Linked DNA regions of Mus musculus: region 2 is linked to region 1. A link is a loop called in an ENCODE intact Hi-C map of the cell type or tissue named here. Cell type or tissue: left cerebral cortex. All regions are shown on one strand. Links, peaks and the distances in the headings refer to the core of each region. The heading gives the core; the rest is flanking DNA. Region 1 holds the start of Fbp2 (fructose bisphosphatase 2). Region 2 holds the start of Zfp934 (zinc finger protein 934).

Region 1 (8,335 bases), core at 27-8,026:
CGTACTGACTGGCCAGTAAGCCCTAAGCATCATCCTGTCCCCACTGCACCAGCACTAGGATTTCAAGTGCATTCTACCATACCTGACATTTTTTATGTGGGTCCATGGGGTTACAGTCAGGTCTTCAAGTTTGTAACTAATACACTTTGTCTACTGACTGTAGGTACGCCCAACCACAGCTCAACATTCTGACTTTATGATTTGGTGTTCCAGATACCTGATGGTATAATCAGACATGTCTTCTCTGATGCCTAGCACACCCTCATTGGTGTGTTTGGAGTCTACCTTTTCTTTAGAACTATAATCTAAGGAGGCCCATGGTTATTTGGACTGGCCATTAGAGCCTGTGCTTTATTTTAAAACTTAAGGCAAAACCCTTGTGTCTTGAGTCTCTCTAAATTCAAGCATGATGGCTATATGCCATGAATAATAATACCCCTTTGTTTCCAACGCAGTTGGTCTTCAGATGTTAAAGGCTGCAGTGATGGAGTTGGGGAACCCATTTAAGTTGTCATCCAGCCATTGCTGACACAGTGAGCTACACTGAGTTAATTCTCCTTCTCTGTCCTTCTACTGCTCCTCAGTCAAAGGGTCTCCTCCTCAGTGGGTCTTTACCCACTTCCTGGGACTGAGGCAAAGGCTTAGCCCAGACGTGGTGGTTGTCAACTCAACGCATCTGGGAAGAAAGAACTTCCGTTGAAGAAGTGCCTCCATCAAATTGGCATGTGGGCATGTCTTACCGGATGTTTTCTTGACTGTTAATTGATGGAGGAGGACCCAGCCCACTGGGTGTGACACTATCCCTGGGCAGGCGAGTTTGGGCTATGCAGCAGAGCAAGCCAGGTGGGTGAGCCAATAAGCAGTATTACCCTGTGGTCTGTACTTCACTTTCTATCTCCAGGGTCCTGCCTTGAGTTCTCACCTTGACTTCCCCCAGGGCTGGGCTGTAAGATGAGGTGACCCTTTTCTTCCAAGTGGTCCTGAAAATATTAGTCCTGTCTAAACAAATGAAAGCTTGAACTTACTTGGCTCTCAAGGGCAAGTCAAGGAGACTGAAGCAATGTCAAGGAGGGGCTGTCTTAGTGACTCTGAGAGAAGGCCATGGGGCCTTTGTGAACTTTGAAACTGAAGAAGTCACAGGCCAAATACAGGCAGCTTCCAGAAGCTGAAAAGGACTCCTCTAACAAAGAGGGAAAATACTTCTAGTGTACTACAAAATGGAACTGAACTCCACCGTCAACCGAAGCTCACATTAACCTAAGCTCACCTGGAAGCAAATTCTTCCCACTCCCAGCTTCTAGGTACTGAAGAGATCAGATTGGCTGGTTTATGGACCCTAAGTAGATAAAGCTGGCAGTCCTCCTCCGATTTAGAATACAGATAATCAATGGGTGATTAGGTATTCCAAGCCTTCTCTGATTTAGTGAACAGATAATCAATGGGTGTTTTAAGCCTCTAAGAGGCTTAAAGTACACAGCGGCAACAGAAAACCAACAGTAAGCATTGAGTCTCACTCGGAAGCAGAGGATGTGTGTGCTTAGAGCCTAGTGAGAGTGGAGTATCCCTACTCTTACTCATGGTGGCACATGCCTGTAACTCCAGCATCCAGGGGCGTAAGGCGAGAATATTGTAAATTCAAGGCCAGCTAGAACTACCTAGCAAGACACTGCTTAAAATAAGTAAATAAATAAAATCCTCTAATACCTGAAGCTTTTTAAGTACCAGTATGAGCTCATGCATGGCAGATTCTGTACCTGACCCTGGGTTGCAGGTTAGAGTACTTAGAACATATACTGTATGAAGTTACATGCAGGTGATGGGTACAAGGTCTATGAGAAACACAATTGAGTTTTGTGTTCATTCCCAAAACAACTCATTATGTTATTTGCAAAAATTTCAAAATCTGAAATCCTGATAGTTCTGCCCCTTAGCATTTTGGATGAAGGCTATTCAGTTCCATCCAGACAATCAGAACAAGGTCCCCATGGGAGCCCTGCCATTTTTCTCTCCCAGGGGAATGTTGGGAAGAAGGTAGATGAAGATTCCCAGTGGAGATTGCAAGGTAGGGAGAAGAGAGAGGGGTTTCTGGAGTTGCCTCCGGTGCTTTGTCTAGTGAGTAAAAGAAAAGATAGACTTCCAGACTAGGAACTAAGTGGAAAGATGCTAGTCTATCTACTCACCTTTCTGTAAATAGCAAATATAGTTCCGATGGAGGCCAGGCAGTCAATGTTTGAAGATCCATCCAGAGGGTCAAAGCAAACCACATATTTCCCCTACATCACAGACAGAAAAGCACCCCGTCAGCACAGCTACCTATTGGCCCAACTGTGCTATATTAGAGCTGCACGCGACTGACGTTTGTCCCAGCAAAGACATTTAGACCCATGAGCCTTCCATTTCTGCAATGCCAAAAGACATTGCTTATGGACATAGCTCAACAGGTATCGGTTATATGTCTGGTGTATGCTGAAAAATACACTCACAACCACTTGCTGCAAGGCTCGGGTGGTGGAACTGATGTTCAAACGCAGAACAGTATTGTGACTGAAGGTTGACCGAATTTTTGACCACCAGCAAACTTCAGTCTTTAATAAGTCTCTGTGACTCTGCTGAATGTAACCCCTTTCCGTGCGCTAGCAAACTCTGCCGAGGGCACAGGATTATCATAAAGTGTTCCCCGAATTCGTCTATTTGCTAGGCTAATCTATTTGGGAAGAGCCACTCCCTGCAAGAGATTGCAGCCCTCTTCCAGACAGGGGTAGTGAAGGCCATAGATAAGAAATCTTGGGGGTGGGGGTGGGGCTGAATCAGAGACTGCTCTGTACAGCTCTTGTCAAAGAGAAGACTTCCCCAAATAAACCCTCCTTATCCCTGGACTCTACAAAGTCCAAGTTCATCAAAATGACGCCAAGGCCTGTTTACTGACGCACTGAACAGGAGACCACGTACAATTTCCCGCTGAAGAACTGAGAAATGCTTTGTTTCCAGAAAACAAAAGTCCTAAAATACAGGACAATCCCAGAAAAAGTTTAAGCAAAACAATCCGTTCTCTCAGCCCAGTAGCGCCATCTACTGCTGACGGGAGGTACTGCAGCCGGCGCTAGACTCACCCTCCTCTCCTGGGCTGTGATCACCGCCTCTTTATTCTCTTCGGAGACGAGCACACAGGTGCTGTAGGAGGACTGAAGCATGTTGATGACCAGGGAGTTGGACAGCACGTCCAGTTTCTTCACCTCATCTCCTGTCACATTCACGCTCCCCGAAATCCCATACCTAAGAAGACAAGGGTAGATTAAGTCACCGAAGGGGTCTTAATCCCAGCAAAGAATGTGAGGAGCCCAAACCAACAGTACAGGTACCCTTCTCCCCCGTGCCTCTTCCATCTCCAAATTATAAATACATAGGGAGCGTGCTATGACCCAAAGCAGTGATACTCAAGGTTACTTCCTTTGCACCTTGGGGGCATTGTCACGTCTCCTTGGTCTTCCAAGGAAGTTGACCAGATCCAGTCTCACTAAAATGCAGACTCCTGCGTGGCACTGGCAGCTAGAGGGAACGGGAGAGCCCCTAAGGATAACTAAGGGTACCAAAGAGTGGATGGTCATAGCTTTTCGACACTGGAACATCAAGCTTCAACTTCAAACATCTCTACAGAGGCTTGTGTTTTAGAGCCATAATACACAATCTCCTCCTCACACCTCAAGCCTTCAGGGTGTCCCCGATAACCTCGGGCTCGTCTCACTCTGGGCTGCTTTAATTCTGTCAATCTGAAGCAAATTCGAGTCACCTAGGAAGAGGGAACCTCAATCGAGGAATGGCTTCAGGAGATTGGCCTGTGGAAACATCCGTTTTCTTTGTTACTGACTGATGTGAGAGGCCCACCCAACTGTGGATGGTGTCACCCCTGGGTGGGTGGTGCTGGGTAAGCCAGTAAACAGCGTTCTCCGTGCCTTCTGCTTCAGTTCCTGCCTCTGGGTCCCTGCCTTGAGTCCCTGCTCTGACCGTCCCCCCACCCCCCACGCCTCCCCCCTCCCGCGCGCCCCAGTGATGGACTGCTTTCCTCCTCCAAGTTGCTTTTAGTCCTGGTGTTTATCACAGCAATGGGGAAGCTAACTAACCCACACTCAGAGCCAGGTCCTGCTGAACTATGGAGAAGGGGTGGCAAAAAAAAAAAAAAAAAAAAAAAAAAAAAAGCCATTTGCCCTCTTCCCTTCCCTTTAATTCCATTTATTTGTTGAAGAAATCCTCAGGTGATGCGAACAGGTGTCTCTAGTTGAGAGCCGCGTATGGACGCTGACGTCCATAAAAGCACCCCTCCCCTTTCTCTAACTGACGGCGTCCCCTCCCACTTTACTCCCATCCAGAATTTGATGTATGGTATGATGAGCCTTGGGAAACAACCTCACGTCAAACGTCATGACCTCAAAGGCTGTTACCCCTTGGTTCAAAACGGCAGCGTGTAAGCAAACAAATAGAACAATTAAATTGGTTTGCTCTGCCTCAGGATCACAGTCTCCTATGTAAGCAGCTGTTGCTGGGGCATGAAGAGCTGAGCAAATGTGTACAGCCTGCCACCTACTGGCCATGTGCGTGAATGCTGCCCAACACATCTGTAAACCACGAGGTCCTGTCACGATGCCTAAAGGCTGGACACAGCTGCACTGGACAAGGCCAGGGTACCTGCAGCCCCTGTCTCCTCCCCACCCCCGTGGCTGCTCTCTGTGTGAGGAGGTTAGGGTTTCCCCACTATGAAGAGCAGTCCAGGGACCTAGGACTCTGTCTGACACCACTTCCAGGGCTGAGCCTGCCACCAAGTGGTCAATCACCACATAGGCCAGTCTGTAAGTTTTTCCTCGAATGGTCTCAGAACCATGGTAGCTAATAGTGGGGCATGTCTTGAGTATTTATCACTGTCAGAACCATAGCCCTAATGACTTACTAACCCTTGTAACAGCCCTTTGTGTTAAAACTATTAGTAGCTCCCAGATTTACAAACATGGAGGTCTTAGCGAGAATAAACCATATTCCACAGCTACAAGGTAAGAAAAACCAAGTTAAATAAAGCACTTAACTATCTAGACCTTCATGGCCCTTGGTCGGATGCTGAACCACTGAGAAGCAGACTGTGGCAGATACACAAGGAACGCTGCCAAGAGAGTTGCTGTGGAGCCGAGAGGCCTGCACGGAGGAGGGGTTAAAAGTGTGGGCAAAAGTCCTGAGTGGCCACAGGAAACCGCCCTAATTATAGCAGAGCGGGAACACAGGAGTAGCAAAGACGCTATCTAATGTTACTCGGGGATGATCTTCACACATGCAGGCAACGCCCATTCTGGAAGCATGTTCTTAAAGGCAGAGAGCGCTTGGCCGTTCTTGCCGAATGAAGTAATCACACAGTTAAGGGACAGCACGGGCCGGGGAAAGAGCCAATCAATCATCTTTAATTTGGGTCCTGTTATCTGTTCCTAAACACGTACATAGTAAGCTCTGTGGTGGTTTTATGATTGCAATTATGAAATTAATGCTGTCACAGTTTGGGAATAAAGGCACCACACGATCGAGAATAAACATTTTAAATAGGTGGACTTTGTTGGCTCTTCTTCGAGGGTCCCCCCCCCCCACACACACACACATGTATGTCCCTTCCTTCGACTTCAGAGGGGCCCTTCACTGGAATCAAAATGGAAGTCCAAAGGAAGTGATTTCTTTTCATCATGCCTTAAAACCGTACTCCTGGCTGTGGCCAAGAGCAACTCCAGCATGAACGTGGCCCTGTTTTGCAAAAGAGAACCAAGCAAAGGTGCTCTGCTGTGCCTGCCCCAGCCCAGCCTGTCCAGATTCCTGAACACCACGTGAAGATGGAGAAAACTGAGCCAGGTTCTTTTCATGACAGTCAAGCCCCCTTAACCTGTGTTCTGGTGATTTCTACCCCACAATACTGACAGAGGTCATGACAACTGAACACACCTGTACGGGGTAAAAAAAAAAAAAAAAAAAAAAGGCATCAAAACACATTTTAAAGTCCCATTAAGACTTTGCAAATATAAGTAATGAGAATTCAATATAGGTTTTGAGGCAACAAGCTATAGTGTTACCATTATAATCCCAAGTAACCGGTAGTCACACTTTTCTCTGCAGTTTGTTGCTAAGCAGTTTTTCCCTTTCCTTGCAAAACATGCCAAAGGCTGCTTTATCAAAGCAGGCTTAAAGAATTTAAATGCAGTGTCCTTACGGCACAAAGAGCAAATTAGCTTTGGACCCCGTTTCTAGCACAAGCACCGGTCTGTGGCTTCCACACCCTGGCTTGGGTTGCCTGCGCATGCTCTCCAGGACTTACAGGTTGGCCAGGCCGGCCTTGCGCACTGCGGAAGAGATGGCTTTGATGGCAGTCAGCATCGAGTTGAGCAGCTGGGTGAGTTCTCCGGTCCCTTTGGCCTGTCGCCCCTTTTCCATAACGTAACGGGTCAGGGTCAGCATGTCTGTCTCAAAGGGGCTTCTGTCCGTCATTGTGCAAATGAGATCCCAAAGCCTCCCTTTGCTCCTTGTAGAAATCCTTGCTCTCTCAAGGCAGCAGCCTCACAGCCTACTCGTTGAAGACACACCTGCACTTGACTGTGCCAAAGTCCGAGGGAAATGAACCCCACCCCACGTGACTCAGATAGCCGGACAAGCCCTCAAGGAAACTTCCCTGGCCTCCCTCCCTGACGGTGGCAGCTGCCACAGTGCAAGAAGCAGGCTGTAAATAGTACTGCGCTACAGGGAAGGGCTGGCCTCAATCTCTACACCCAGTTTTGTTTTGTTTGATCCTAAGAAGCCAGGATCAGCCACAGGTGAAAGAAGACTAGCTAATAAAATGACTCACAAATTCCTCCTATGGGAAGCAAGAGGGCTTTCTGCAGCTAGCCGCCACTGTGTGTCATTCTGCACGGTTGAGACTCTCAGATGGCATATTGGCAGATTCTTTATCTGGGGCATAGGTCACATAACAAACTAATGGCAATCCCAGGGTGACTGGAGCAAGAGTTCTTTCAGGCTTGCTTCTATTAAGCATGTGTAACTGGAGGGATGAGGAAGATAATATTACATTCCTAGCAGAGTGTCTAGTCTCAGGGTTGATTTGCCAGTTTCTCTGGATTTTTATTTTTATTTTAAAAACCCTTGATTTGAAAACATACATCAGGACCGCACTGGCTGCTCTTGCAGAGGACCTGGCTTTGGGTCCAAATACCAACTTTTACTCTAGTTCTGGGAAGCTCCAGTGCCCTCTCTGACCTCCAGGATACCAAGCATGTAAGTGGAGCATGTGTAGGAGACAGACACACGAAATGGTCTCATAAAAAGGTGACCCGTCCAGCAGGTCCAGTTATTCGAGGGTCTCGAGGGGACCTCCTCCTAAGAACCAAATGGGGGGTAGAGAGGGACGAGGGCCTTGTGCGAATAACGACACGGAGACCTTCTAGAATGCATCAAAGCCCCCAAATGTATTAGTCAGGCCTGAGGTTTAAATGCACAAGCAAAAGGGGAAGTGCCTTTCAGCAGGAAGGATGGGGCAATAGAATTGCACAAGGAAAAGGGGAAGTACAGATACTTATCAGCGGGAGGGATGGGGCAATACAAGCAAAAGGAGAAGTACTTATCAGTGGGGGAGGGGCAATAGAATTGCACATTCTTAGGCAGTTACACGTGGAAGCAGGAACTTGGCGGTATCAGGGTATCTTGAGGTCAGGACATCCGCGCTGACTTAGGGCTGGAACAATCTGTGGTTGTTCTCGGAGCGGTGTGCCGGTGGCCCGCTTTTGACCCTCTTTTCTTCTCGGGGGAAGAGGCCCAATTCAGAGATCAGGACAATAGTGTTATCTTAATAGCTCCCAACAAAAACGCTTAAAGAAATACTTTTTAAAGGTGACCTAGAATTAACTGCTTAGAGTTGGCCATGCTCTCTGTTACTGTGATATCCTAACTTTCTCTGATGGCAGACAGACCTGGCTCTGGGTCCCAAGCTGGCTACCCAATATGTGGATTAATTTGAGAGTAATGCTCAACATGTAAGACTGTGCTTTCCTCATAAATTCAGACAACAACTGGTGGAGTGGCTCTAAGTATTCAAAATCAGTCGGTGTGCCTGGTATCCAACTCGGTGTCTTAGAAACCTATATCCTTCCAGCTCTTCAGTGTACCTAGAACTATAAGCATACATATAAATAATTTCAATATCTCCACCTACTTGGAGAGCTGAGTCAGGAGAATTCCAAGTCTGGGCAATATGTCAAGACTCTCTATCAAATAAGTTAGTCAACAAAACTGAGGGTGTGCATTTTGCCTTGCAATTTTATATCCT
Region 2 (8,335 bases), core at 305-8,304, 300 kb before region 1:
CTGTTGACAGTCGTCTCAAGTAGTCTGATGAGAGAACATAAGGAACTCTACCAACCCTGTGAGGCGTTGGGGATCCTGAGAAAGGGGGTGATTAATTTTTCAGTTATAAATACCAGCAGAGGAAAATGACCAGTACTGAAGGGTTTAAAGTTTGGGCGGGTCCACCAGAGTCCGCCCAGACTCTGTGCTCTGAGGCTCCCTGTGGCTCCATGTACTCACAGCGGTCCACCTCTCGACACCCCGAGGGGTTTGGGGTTCCCTCGGCGGCTGGGGTCGAGGCTGTAGATAAGGGGAAGGTTGTGGACTAGGCCACTCAGGAGGCTTTATAGATTTTAGAGGAGCCGATTTAGTTGGTGGCTCCGATTCGGGAGAAGCCTTCAATTTCTCTTGTAACATGAGAGTACAACCACAATTTTGAGGAGCAAAACCCAATTTTAACAGTGAAAACAATCTATTTTTTTTTTTAATGAACTCTAAAAACATTACTTGCTACAAAGTTTGGCTGTCCGTTCCTGCACACAAACACAAGAAGGTGTAGTCGCCAATATATCTATTATAAATCGGGTTTCTAGGATAAGAACTACATAGAATATTACCCAATTTAGGCGTATCTTTAGAGACCTGTTCCCATGGGTTGTCTCATGCTGCATGTTGTAGTTCTAAGTTACTCTAACCCAGAGTTACCAGTTTTAAGTCAACTTTTTGTTACCAATGTTACAAATTTTTAATCATAACCAATAACTTATGAGCCACTAATCTATAACCAAGACATATAAAACATATTTATACTTTTGAAACTATTTAGAAACAAAAATGAAATGGCCGTATATATTTGCTCATTTAAACCAAACAAAATTCTTAATTTTTCTAGCTGTAATTTCAAGAGAGGAGCACCTTGTCACCTGATGAATCTAATAATCACAAGCACAGAGATTTTTGTAGGAAAAGCAGCCATCTGTTCCCTTACCATAGAACTTGAGAAGCTGCTCATCCCTATAAGAGCAGCGTTTATAATCAGCGCCTAGCAGGGCTTCTCCAGCCACACTAGATTCTTAACTACAGATGCAGGGCTCCAAAGACCAATTAATACCGTTTATTTTATTTTATTACCAAATTATCTATTAATACTGTTTATTTTATTTTATTACCAAATTATCCCCAGATAGTCGGAGAGTACTACTTTTCTTAAAACCCATTCTCTCACATCTCAGGTGTAAACTATCTCTAGTCAGGGTATAAAGCACCTATGAGAATTACCTTTGCTTTTTTTTTTTTTTTAGATTTTCACATAGCTCTAAACACATACACAAAAACACACAAAACAGAAACCAACAGATCTCGACACGCTCGACCCTTTCTTGTCCTCCACAAGCAGGCAAAAGAATTAGACAATGTTGGAGGGGGAAGCTTCCGCTTCAACAGAACTCGGTCCCTCTGACCGATCTCCGGAGACAGCCAGGCGTCCCTGGCTCTCCCTACCTCCCAGGGCGTCCCCCAGGGCCACAGCTTGTGGTCCTCTTAGCACGTCTGCCGACCACAGTCCTCCAGTCCTTACGGCCCAAAAGGACAGCTGCAAATACAGATGCGCGCATTTCAGAAAACCCCATCACCCCATCGTCTACCAACAACATCGTCCACTTTTACTTAGACGACCAAAACCAGAGAAGCACACTTGTTCCTCACTCTGCCAGATGTAAAACCAAGGCACAAGGTGGGACTCGAACCCACGATCTCGTAACCCTGAAACCAAGACACAAATTCAATAAACTCAGATGGATCTAAACTCAGACTTTGCCGTGCTTCAGAAACATAGGACAAGACATAAACAACCCAACACAACAAGCACATGTTCCAATGTTCGTTTCAGAAAACAGACACTCAGAACAGAGACACCGGCTGGCACGCACACAAGAGGGGATCCCCATACCTCCAAGTCGGTTCTCGGGTGTGAGGGGTGGTCGCGCTTCCCGGCCAACGCACCAAATGAAAGACCCACAACGTGAGGACTCCCCCACGTTCTGACTCAGGAGAGGCGCCACCCCAAAATCACCCACAAGAAACGGGTCTTGCTGCAAATTGCAAGAGGATTTTTATTCAAGAGCGCTCTCGGGCCCATGGTCATACACCACGCAGGGGTAGAGGACCATGGCGCCCCGAGTAGCTGGGTAAGGGGGTATTTAAAGGAAGAAACCACAACTTAAGGAAGTGGGGAGGGCGTTGTTGGAAGATACCAAAGATACCAGCTAAGAGTCACAAGGAAGTGTAAAGTTACAAGAGTCACAAGGAATACCTGGTAATTGTTAACTCTCAAGACAGCAACGAAGAGCCTCTAACAATAGCACATTTGCATTGCAGGTTCTGGTAATGGCCAGGGTGATTTTCTTTGAATGAGCACTCTTTGAACCCAGGAAGCGGGTGGGTAGAGGAATGTCTCTATCTCTTTTATGATTAGCACACCTTTACAAAGGCCACATTCCCAAGCCTGGGCCTAAAAGCCTAGAATTCTGTTTTTACGTTGTTATACTTTCATGAGCTGAAGTAACTGTGCAAGTGGATTGGACATATCTGCAAAGGAGTCCCCTCTAGTTGGAAATTCAACATACATTGGACCAAACTAACCTCCCAAAAGGGTATGAATTCGTATATGAATTTATGTGAGTTTATCCATATTTGCTTGTGTAAAAGACTTTCCTTCTGTGAAGGTGGCTCTCTTCTCCTGGTTTAAGAGAAGTTTATTGCTCCAAACTTCCCCCAAGCTTAGCAAGCAAGAGGCATCTGGACAAGAGGGAAAGGCTCTAGCAATGACTCCTTTACTTAATCACCCACTCCCTTTCCTTAGAGAACTTTCATAGGAAACTTTTTAGAAGAACTTGGAAAAAAAGTTTAAAGAGATGTTTGAAAGTGTCCAACTTTTCTTCCTGTGACTTCAACTAGCAGCTGGAAGTTAAGAGTATCTCAATTTCAGTGGAGATAGAACAAAAGCTATTCACTTAATCCCCTGCCTTTTAAGAGGAGGCTCTAAATACCAGAGATTGCAGCGTCCAGCCTTGCCTCAGAGGAACTCGGGCAGGTCAGCTTCTGCTGCAACGCGACTGAGACTTAAGATAGGCAAACGTCTTAATACTAAACAGCAACCCTAAATATCTCTGAAAACCAAGTCTTGTCACCTCAGACACTCTTCCCCCTCCGCTGCCTGAAGAGGAACCAAGAACAGCCAGGCTGGTCCCCTGTATCCCATCACCCCGACTCCAGCTGCTTAACTCCCTGCTCCTTCCGGTTAAGGGCAGTGGTCACACGCTCACCATGTCGCCACGTTGTAGATCGCTGGCATTGCCCTAGGGTCCCTGGCAGCAGAGATCAAAACACATCAGACCAATCTTTCAGCTTGCTCGCAACGGAGAGGAACAGAGAGCAGGGGAACAAGGCACACGGAAGAACACGCCTCTCCTTCTGTTGGCGGGCCTATCCGGAGGCCCTGATTGGTTAGTGAGACTTGATTGACATGAGCACCTCCCTTAGGGTTAGAGTGCGCTGAAAGCACGGGGCATAGGGCTTCCCAGTTCGGGTTTTTTATCCAGGAGCTGACCCTTTTCAGATCTGCAAGACTTTCTTTCAGTCCTGTCCTCCAATAGTCTATCTTTCTGTCATCCAGAATTCAGCAGAAATTTCTTCTTCCTGCTCCTCCAAGGCCGCCGCAGGTTCACCTTCTCCTCGCTCCGCCCCCTCCTCCACCAAGGAATCAAGAGCCACACCTTGCATAGTACATTATTCAACTTGGAGCAGAGTGAACCATAGGTTCCAAGGATAATTACAATTAAAGAGAGATTTTTAGGACATAAAATATCATGTTTGCTCCTCTCATTTTACACCGACATCAGGAAAACCGCAGCTAATATGCAATTGCTATATATGAGACTCCAGACAACCCTGGGGGAAAAGCAGGGGATGGATGCCAAACACTATGGAGCACTGTTGTTAGCCAGCACGGTTTCCTACGTGGGAGGGTGAAAAAACATATCTGTATTAGTAAAGGTTTTCCAGATGAACAAAACTCAGAGCATGGATCTCTCTAAGTATGCAGAAATTGGATAGATAAGAATGGCTCACAGAATGTGGCCCCACTAGTAAATCAATGACTGTACCAATGAAGAGTTGAAGAAAACAGTAGTTCCTGTATGTCTCAGCTGGTGTTCAGCACGTAACAGAATTCCAAAGATGGAGCCTTAATGTCAGAAAAATAGAAAGACCTTGCAAGCCAGTATGTGGGAAGAAGAGAAAGGGAAAGAACTACCATCTTCAATATCCTTTGTATATGTAGGTTCACAGCAGAAGTTCTGGCCTAGATTAATTTTTTTTCTACTTAACCAAAACCTCCAGAGTAAAGAAGGGTTTTCCCACGTTAAATGGTGAAAATAATAAAAACTCCTCACAGTGCCTATCTGTTTGGTTTTAGGTAAGTGAACTCCTGTAACTATAGTCATTTGAAATAATTGCATTGGTGGCAACAACAGTTGACAGGAAGTTCAGTTTTTATCCAGAGTCTTTCTTTTTAGATTTATATATTTATTGTTTTATGTATATGAGTACAATGTAGCTGTAAAGATGGTTGTGAGCCTTCATGTGGCTGTGGAGAATTAAATTTTTCAGACCTCTACTTCACTCTGGTCAACCCCACTCAGTCCCTGCTTGCTCTGGCCCAAAGATTTATTTATTATTATTATACATAATTACACTATAGCTGACTTCAGACACTCCAGATCTCATTATGGATATTTGTGAGCCACCAGGTGGTTGCTGGGATTTGAACTCAGGACCTTGGGAAGAGCAGTCAGTGTTCTTACCCGCTGAGCCTTCTCCCCAGCCCCTTTATCCAGATTATTAATTGCCTGGTCTGCAGACCAGAGTAATGGCCAGTCAAGGTGACTATCAAGATGGAAAATTGGTGACCTCACTACTTATTGCTAATGTCAAGTACAGCCATACCAGGAAAACGTTCACCTTCAAAGCCTAGCCTAGAAGAGATGCAAGACTCTCTTCCCAACATGTGGCTTTAGAGACAGGATTAGATGTTCAAGGCAATTATCAATTACATGGCATGACCCATCCTGGGCTTCAGGAGACCTTGTCCTAAGCAGCACTTGTAAAAGAAATGGAAAGAAATTCTTATGCCTGGGAAACATCACAGAATGGATACAAGTAAGAGATCAGATAAGTGCTGCATTTAAAGCAAACCAATAATTGACTTTTTACAAACAGAAATATTATTGAAAAAACACATAGCCATTCTGACTTTGTAAAAGAATAGTCCATTTCCTGGTAAAAGGAATAGCATCTTTCAAATATTTTTTGACCTTGCCTCTATGTGGATTGTTGCCTGCTGAGACCTGTAACTTCACACACAACTACAGCCAATGAAGGCCTGTGTTTTAAATTTCTGAGCTGATTTAATTATGTCAATGAGGATTGCACATATCTCATAGGACAGTAGTAACCTAACTGCAATTTGAGTATTCACTGGCTTAACTGACATCACAAATCATACACCCACCGATCTAGTCTGTTTTCATTTACCCAACATGAATTAAGACATGCTGCAAAATTATAAAATTACCTCCATACCAGCATCAGGCACTTTTTCATTATGGCGATTCCAGCAGCTGATTACCCACCCTGTTTCCCCCATTAGTGTACACAATAAACTTCTTCCAATTCTGGTCAGAATGCAGAAGTTATTCCCCTCATGCAAATGCTTTTCCTATAGAATCAGTAACAGTTGATTACATGACTCTAATGCATAATTTTAAAACACAGTGGTGGTACAGATGTTAACTTAAGAATTTAGTTGTGGGGGGCTGGTGAGATGGCTCAACGGTTAAGAGCACTGACTGTTTTTCCGAAGGTCCTGAGTTCAAATCCCAGCAACCACATGGTGGCTCACAACCATCCTTAATGAGATCTGACGCCCTCTTCTGGTGTGTCTGAAGACAACTACAGTGTATAATCAATAAACAAATTAAAAAAAAAAGAATTTAGTTGGTTTAAATAATAGGATAGCAATGTTACTGCTCTGAGACATAACAGAGTGGAATGAGAGCTACATGACTCACCATAAGAAACCTTGTCTCAGAAATAATTTTCTAAAAGGCTGAAGGTATAACAGGTAGAATTAGCATCCTTTCATGGGAAAAGATCACTCATTCATCTTTGACTGATGCCCAAAGAAGAACCAGCCTAGAGCAGAATTTTTAGTTCCCAATATGCTGTTGTACCTAAGTCTCTCTTAGGTTAGGGCCACAGCTATAGTTTGAACAATAGTCACAGAGGCAGATGGAGATTTACAGAGGAAAACGACCTTCTAGTCAACAATGTATGATCTAAAAGTACATTTAAAAGATGTATCAATGCCACAGCTCTCCATATACAATGGACAGAGAATACAAACAGAAAATATCAGGGAAACATCACCTAACAGCACTGTGGTTACCGTTCTTACGTGAGCAGGTGTGCTGAGCTAGTCTAACCTCAGAATAAGGCTGCTTTTCTTACTCAGCAACTTGGTTCAGAGGAAAGGCACAGGTGCTTCTCTGTAGGACCAGAAAGAAGTGCATCCTGAATGCTGTGTGTCTCAAGGCTGTGACATCTCTGTAGAAGATTCCATATCTTATACATTATTTTTATTTTACTTATGTGAGTCTATTGCTGGAACATGTTTGTGTGCATTACCTACAGTGGTCGGAAGAGGGCATTATACCCCTCTGGATTGCAGTTACAGCAATTGAATTACAGCCATGAGGTTTTTTGAAATGCAATCTGTATTACCTGGAACAACATCAATTGCTCATAACTAACTCTGTATTTATTATATTTTTGTTGTAAAATTAATTTTTATGCATTTAAATTAGATCATAATACACCACTTCATGTAACCTTTACCTTTTTACACTTTTTTTTCCAGGACTAAATACATGGCCTTTATTTCTTCCAGATCAAAGATTTTGGGTATGATCATATAAAGATGAACAATCAAGTTTTGCAACCTGGAAATATTTACTTCTTAAAACTATATTAATACTTTAGTTATATGTTTAAGCAGTTATAATTGGACAGAAGAAAATACTCGTAATGTTAATGTTGATTAGAGGTAAACAACATAGGGCAGTAGAGATAGCTCAGCAGTGCAGTGTAGGGCATGGTTCTGATGCTCTGACTGGGATTTGGCCTGTAAACTCTGAAGGTCCTTTTCTCCAATTGACACTTGATCCATCCATAAAGTGGTGAGCAGCCAATGGGAGGATGGAAGAGGCAGGATTTCTAGGTTCCTAAAGGGGAGGGTAAAAGAGGCAGGAAGCAGGAAAGGGAGATTGGCCATGCTTGGGAGGGAGAGAGAGTCACCAGCCAGGTGAGATCCCGACTGGAGAAGACACTGGACACTTTCCCACAAGGTAGTTTAGAAATACAACTAAGCTGAGAGCAGATTTAGGGTGTTGAGCAAGGAGAAGGAACCAGGGCAACTAGGCTGAGGTTAGATTTTAGATGTGGAGCAAGGAGAAGGTAACACCAAATAAGCTAATGAAAGATTTAGACTGTTGAGCAAGTACTAAAAAGAACACAATATCTGCCAGAGGCAGGGATAAGCCCAGCCGCTGAGCCATAAGACAGGGTAAAAATATTAGTGTGTGTGTGTGTGTTTGTGTGTAATTTTAATCCATGGAGGGAAGGGAACCAGAGTTGGGGCTGGTAGTATGCCTGTGTGGAGCTTAAGAAGAGGTAGTTGCTGGCTGGTGGTGATGCACGCCTTTAATCCCAGCACTTGGGAAGCAGAGGCAGGAGGATTTCTGAGTTCGAGGCCAGCCTGGTCTACAAAGTGAGTTCCAGGACAGTCAGGGCTATACAGAGAAACCCTGTCTTGAAAAACCAAACAAAATACAAAAAAACAAGAAGAAGAAGAAGAAGGAGGAGGAGGAGGAGGAGGAGGAAGAAGAAGAAGAAGAAGAAGAAGAAGAAGAAGAAGAAGAAGAAGAAGAAGAAGAAGAAGAAGAAGAAGAAGAAGAAGAAGAGGTAGTTAAAAGGCTACACACTACATGAGAAGCTCTTGCTGGCCCAACAAATAAGTGAGCTCAAGTGCCTGCCTGTATTTTCAGGGACCCACAGCTATCGATTCTTCCTCTTACAGGAGGTCTCAGACCATCTCTGACTACTGTAAGGACTGGGCACACATGAAGTTTATATTCATGCATACAGGCAAAAGACTCACAGTCCACCTAACATAAGTCACAACAAACACATCAGGGAGAAAGAAGGTCAGCACCTGCCATCCAATGACTGAGAAGGGTCA

The links. Peaks named below come from ENCODE experiments on the same cell type or tissue, not always from the same donor. Only the 100,000 strongest peaks of a DNase experiment are listed, where the experiment ranks them.
Region 2: a loop joins it to region 1, with 4 times the contacts of the local background. A loop is called at or near these places in 11 of 42 quality-filtered maps.

The regions. Positions count from the first base shown.
Region 1 is chr13:62,851,794-62,860,128 of GRCm38, forward strand. Fbp2 (fructose bisphosphatase 2) reads right to left here and starts at 6,607. Exons shown (of 7, transcript NM_007994.4): 1 at 6,335-6,607; 2 at 3,111-3,273; 3 at 2,181-2,273. The coding sequence starts at 6,504. In left cerebral cortex, for the core only: CTCF peaks have their summits at 3,083 (motif pointing left), 4,587 (motif pointing left) and 4,787 (motif pointing left); DNase peaks (open chromatin) are centred at 3,096, 4,585, 5,218 and 6,371; H3K4me3 peaks cover 629 bases.
Region 2 is chr13:62,555,185-62,563,519 of GRCm38, forward strand. Zfp934 (zinc finger protein 934) reads right to left here and starts at 3,445. Exons shown (of 4, transcript NM_001162911.2): 1 at 3,303-3,445. The coding sequence starts at 3,305. In left cerebral cortex, for the core only: a CTCF peak has its summit at 6,729 (motif pointing right); a DNase peak (open chromatin) is centred at 3,483; H3K4me3 peaks cover 829 bases.